Regions from separate parts of the Homo sapiens genome. Here region 2 is linked to region 1. A link is a loop called in an ENCODE intact Hi-C map of the cell type or tissue named here. Cell type or tissue: mammary epithelial cell. All regions are shown on one strand. Links, peaks and the distances in the headings refer to the core of each region. The heading gives the core; the rest is flanking DNA.

What was found. A loop is a pair of places that touch in the nucleus more often than their neighbours do. Peaks named below come from ENCODE experiments on the same cell type or tissue, not always from the same donor. Only the 100,000 strongest peaks of a DNase experiment are listed, where the experiment ranks them.
Region 2: it touches region 1 in a loop (14-fold over the local background); 20 of 110 quality-filtered maps call a loop at or near these places.

What each region holds. Positions count from the first base shown.
Region 1 is chr1:168,320,750-168,323,563 of GRCh38, forward strand. No RefSeq gene overlaps it. Among named protein-coding and RNA genes, the nearest start is that of TBX19, 41 kb to the left of the region's middle. RefSeq lists an enhancer at 242-536. In mammary epithelial cell, for the core only: a CTCF peak has its summit at 1,351 (motif pointing left); DNase peaks (open chromatin) are centred at 422 and 1,342; H3K27ac peaks cover 297 bases.
Region 2 is chr1:168,234,311-168,237,124 of GRCh38, forward strand. It overlaps SFT2D2 (SFT2 domain containing 2), which reads left to right. Exons shown (of 8, transcript NM_199344.3): 4 at 791-872; 5 at 2,279-2,314; 6 at 2,402-2,460. Among named protein-coding and RNA genes, the nearest start is that of SFT2D2, 9.7 kb to the left of the region's middle. In mammary epithelial cell, for the core only: a CTCF peak has its summit at 1,107 (motif pointing right); a DNase peak (open chromatin) is centred at 1,141.

The DNA of each region.
Region 1 (2,814 bases), core at 250-2,749:
AGAGAGTAGAAAAGCTAACAGCTGGCCTTAAATTCCTACGGTTGCACTTTTCTTAGCATCTTGTAGGTGGGTCTATTGTTTAGCACAATTATTTACAGAAGGCAAACTGTTATGTAGAGCAGCTAGAAGCATTGGTTGCAGTAAAAGCAGCTGTTTTATTTCATCGTAGACAATCCTGTTTATCTCTCCCAGCCCAATCAAATGTACCCCGCCAAATACTTGGCTATGATCTGAGACCTAGGAAAATAGCATGTGATCTCTGTCTCTCACTTTTTTTTTTGGCATGTGATTTTAAGATTTTCATCTTTAAAGTTATTGTAAAACTCAAGGCCCAGAGCATGGCCCAGAACTAGTGGGAGTTCACAAAACAGATCAAGAATCAGAGTTGGTGAGTCATGCAGGCTCACAGCACTCTGAAACACAGGGATAGGGCTTACTCATCAGTTCAGACATTAGGCGTTCCAAAGGAGGTCCTGGGGGTGTGGTGATGACATTGCCCAGGATCAATTATTTAACTGTTGTTTAAGAGGTAGGAACCTCATCAATGGGTTTACATAGGGAGGAGATAGGAAGTAGAGAAAGCAAAGCGTTCTTCCAGTGCCCTGATCTCTTTCCATGTGGGCTAGTGCCTCATAAGTCCAGAGAGGTTACACTATACGTGGGATAAGGGTAGAATAAGGGCTTGGGGAGCACTTTTTTCTTTCTTTCTTTTTCTTTTTTTTTTTTGAGGCAGCCTGGGCTCTGTCACCCAGGCAGGAGTGCAGTGGTGTGATCTCAGCTCACTGCAACCTCTGCCTCCAGGGTTCAAGTGATTCTCCTGCCTCAGCCTCCCAAGTAGCTGGGATCACAGATGTGCTCTACCATGCCCGGCTAATTTTTTGTATTTTTAGTGGAGACTAAAAATACACCATGGGGTTTCACCATGTTGGCTAGGCTGGTCTCAAACTCCTGACTTCAGGTGATACACCTGCCTTGGCCTCCCACAGTGCTGGGATTACAAGTGTGAGCCAGGCAGCACTTTCTTGAATGTTCTCAGAGTTGTACATAAACCTGAGACATCAGCAACTTCATAAGTAAGGTCTTTGGTATACGCAGAATTTTATATACACTTAGGGTAATTTTTGGGAGGTGAAGAGAAAAAGTGAGGGGAAGGGATCCATAGCTTTTATTAGATTTCCAGTGGGATCCATCATCCCCCCAAAATTAAAATCTACTGCTCTATATGTTCTTCGAATGATATGCTCAGCTCATAACTCTAAGTTTCTATGTAAGTGCTAAGAGCTTATAAATATTCTCCAGCTAGACCTCTTCTCTTGATTCTGGATTCCATGTATACTACACTACCACCTACAGGACATTTCCACTCTGTGTCCTATGGGTGCCTCAATGTCAACACACCTAAAACTCAATAATGGCTTCTCTTTCTATATTACCCATTATAGATGATGGTAGATGAATGACATCACCATTTACCCAGGTACTTAAGTCTCTTTCTTTCATTTGCCACATTTGATTAGCCACTAAGCCTGGTCTCTGCTACCTCAGAAATACTTTTCAATTTAACCCTACCACTTCCTTCTCTCAGTCTCAACTGCTACATCCCTCCTGTAGCCAGAAATGAAAATCACAGTAATAAGCCTTGCACCCCAACTGAGAAAATACTTTAAGTCACAATAGCCTAAAGTTCTAGCAGATTGAGAAATGACCACCTCTTATAACTTACCAAAGTACTGTCTTGCAGAGATACTAATATATAATACCTTAAAATACCTTAGACAGCTGTTCACTTATGTCTAACAAAATAAGTTAGAATTTATTTTGAAATATAGGTGAATCTTTTGTGTATCCAAAGACCAACTTTAGGCTCCTTTGTGAGTTTTGGAGCCAAAGAGAGGAAGCCTGGAATGGAGGCTCCGTTGGCAAAAGGAAATAAGGTTCTAGAAATGCCACTGTGTAAGGGCCTGGGTGAGTAGAGATTTATTTATTTTTTAATTTTATTTTCTAAATGATGAATAATAATTGTACATATGTATGGGGTACACAGTGATGTTTTGATACGTACAAGGTAAAATGATCAAATCAGAATAATCAGTATATTCATCATCTCAGACATTTATCATTCCTTTGCGTTGGGAATGTTCAGTATCCTCTTTTTAGCTATTTGAAACTATATAATACTGTTAACTATAGTCAACAGTGCTCTAGTACTCTAGAACTCCTATCTAATATAACAGTGCCGCAATGAACATCCTTGTACATTTCTCTGGTGAACATACATGAGAGTTTCTGCAGGGTAGATACCTCCAAGTAGAATCCCAGACTTAGAATACGTGTAGCTCAACTTTTGCAGGTATTGTTCAATTGTTCTCTAAACTGGTTGCATCAATTTACAATGTAAGCAGTAATAAATAAGTTTCCAATCTTGCTATCACCCTGTGTTACAAAGCTACATCATGTGTCCCACCACGCCCAACTAATCTTTTTTATTTTTCGTAGAGATGAGGATCTCATGATGTTGACCAGGCTGGTCTCAAACTCCTGGGCTTAAGTAATTCTTTCACCTCGGCCTCCCAAAGTGCTGGGATTACAGATGTGAGCCACCATGTCTGGCAATACACCATACTTTATTTCTCTTTTTGATAGGCGTTCTAAAAATGTATGTATTAGAAGTCCTGTGTTTGTAAGGCAGAAACCCTTAGCAACACCATAAGCAGCAAATACACTTGTAATGTCTCGGATATAAAAGAAACTTAATACAAGTCTCCCTAAATTTGACAATTTTAGAAATATACATGAAATTAGCAACAACTGCTT
Region 2 (2,814 bases), core at 17-2,516, 87 kb before region 1:
TTGAACCCAGGAGGTGGAGGTTGCAATGAGCCGAGATTGCATCACTGCACTCCAGCCTGGCGACAGAGTGAGACTCCATGTCAAAAAAAAAAAAACAAACAAAAAAAACCCAGCATGCTGGGTCTGTCTTTTTAGAGCTTTGGAATCCAATAGCTATAGAGTCAAATGGTAGCTGTGTGATTTTCTCGTCTCTAAAATAAGTGTAATACATAACTCACAAAGTTGTTGAGGAGAAGAAATGAGGTAATATATGTAATATCTGGCATTTAGCAAACATTCAACAAATAACCCATGATGATATCATCATCATTAGAATTATTCCCTGAAGATTATGAAAGAAAATGAAATGCTCTACTTTTTAACATAAGCTACCTAAGCCTGTAAGGTATGGTTTTTCTTTAAACTTCCTGAGCCTTGTTTGTTTCCATGAGTAGTTATTGTCAGGGAGGCAAGGTAACACCTCTCAAGGAGAAGGCTTATCCAACCTAGTGGTATGATATGATTCTACAGTAACACCCACATGCATTTACAGCCTGGGTCTATCATTCCCTAGTTGGGTGGCCTTGGATAAAGTAACTCTGTGGGCTTTGGTGTGGTAATTGTTCCTACTTTATAGGTTGGTTGTTGATGGATTAAATGAGAAAAATGCACGAAAGGCCCTTCAGCACAGTCAGAATGAGAGCTTTTCAAATGTTAGCTACTATTGCCACAGGAAATCTTGGGGAGGCGACTCAGTGTGCCTAGTGCAGTTCTGTTCTGAACGGCTTGTGTGCGTGTGTTTGCCTTTTAGTACCATCTTCCTCATGGGACCAGTGAAACAGCTGAAGCGAATGTTTGAGCCTACTCGTTTGATTGCAACTATCATGGTGCTGGTAAGGTCTGCTTTTTAGCTGGACTTCTCAGATGGGAGTTTTTATTTCTATTGTATAGGATGTTTTTCTTTTTAAATCTAAAGACCTCTTCTCTTTTTCCGTTCAGCTTGACTTATTACCCTATTCCTATAACCATGTGGCAGAAGGGAACACTCTAAGTAATACTACGATCCCCTCCTCCCCTACTTTGTGTTTCAGTGGGTGTCAAGGTGCTACCAGTTCTGAAAAGCACCTCTAGAGGGCATTGCTTGTCAGATGAGCCACAGTGGTGTGGTGGTAGTAAGGGAGCTCAGACACCTTCCTGGTGACTGTGGAAGCCACACACAGGCAGGGCTTAGAGGGAATAACTCAGAAACACAGGACTCATTCTCTAGGGTGGGTGTCCTGTCTTATAGAATGGCCTCTTTATTCCTCATTATCTGACTTGGGGACTTATTACTGTTTTTCATCAGTCTCCCCAAAGTGGGAGTGGCCTCCTTATGGCCTGTCATCCTTGTACCCTGCTCTGACAACATTGTCTTTAGCTTTGTTGTATCTTCCTGTTCCATTGACCCTAAATGCCTCTCATTTTTGGCCTATTTTCTTCCCTGTGGTTGTCAAAATCATTCCAGACCTACATTCTCTGGACTTTTATAGCTATTGCAACATTTGGAACTTGAAGAACATACTTTTATTTTTAGTTTCATTTATATAATCTCATTTGTTCAAATAGGTGAGTTATCAAAAGCTGTGACCACATTTCCTGTTTATTTTGTGTCCTTTTAGAGTATTGGGCACAATGCTGGACACAGAGAATATTTAGGACATATTTGAGTAGTTATTGTTATAGAAGGATGGCGAAGAAAGGCATGGCTGACTGCTCTAGCACCAGTTGTCCTTGGCCAGCCTCAGATGCCCACGGCCTGGACAAGTCTCTTGCAGAAAGAGCTTTCTAAGAATGGCCTTAGGGAAAGTGTTAGGTGATAGGTACACAAGTAACTGGCATGCTGACTGTGAGATTGATATCTCAGGTTAACCTTTGTCCTCACATGTGCTTTCTGCTGCAGAGACTAGCATTTGGTAGGAGTTAAAATAGAAAGATTTGTGTTAAGCTTACTTTAGTGCATTTGAATGAAAAGATGGATGGACGGATGAATGGGTGGGCCTGAAATGTGATTTGTTTGCTGGGCAGAGGTTCTGGGAAAACTTGAAAGTAAAAGAACATCTTATCTATGTGAATCTTTATTGGCTAGTTTGATTTCATGGAGATTTTTAACTATTCTGCCAAATATGGGTGCTCAGGTGGGTTAACTGCTTTGAGATGAAGGATGCATAAGTTTTGTGCATTTGTGAAGAATAACAAGTTTTGAGTTTTTTTTTTCCTGCCATGTTATTGTCATTAATTAATGTTTCCTTTCTTCCTTTAGTTGTGTTTTGCACTTACCCTGTGTTCTGCCTTTTGGGTAAATGTATATTTTAATTTTTCTTAACCATTTTGGCTTTTGCCCCTTGTCTCACACTCTCCTATAACCATATTATTATTTTTCCAGTGGCATAACAAGGGACTTGCACTTATCTTCTGCATTTTGCAGTCTTTGGCATTGACGTGGTAAGTAACCTTTTAAACAATCCCCTCCCACATAGCCCACTGAATAATGTAGCCAAAGGAGATAAAACTCACATATTGTGGGTGGGAGAATTAAGAAAACACAGAAGCTGTTTAATTTAAGGATTCGTAATGATGAAAGTGAAGTCAGGCTCCAGAGCAAATGCCTATCAACCCAGCCCACTGCCAATAGATGGCATTAGTGGTCTTGAGTGGTCACAGGAGGCTCCTTGTTTGCCTGCTGTGGCATTTTTGCTGAACTAATGGTTGATTTTTGAGATGTTACAAATATTATTAAGCCACTCATGTCCGGTAAGTGCAAGGACAACAAAAGTATTATAAGGGATGTTAAAAAGG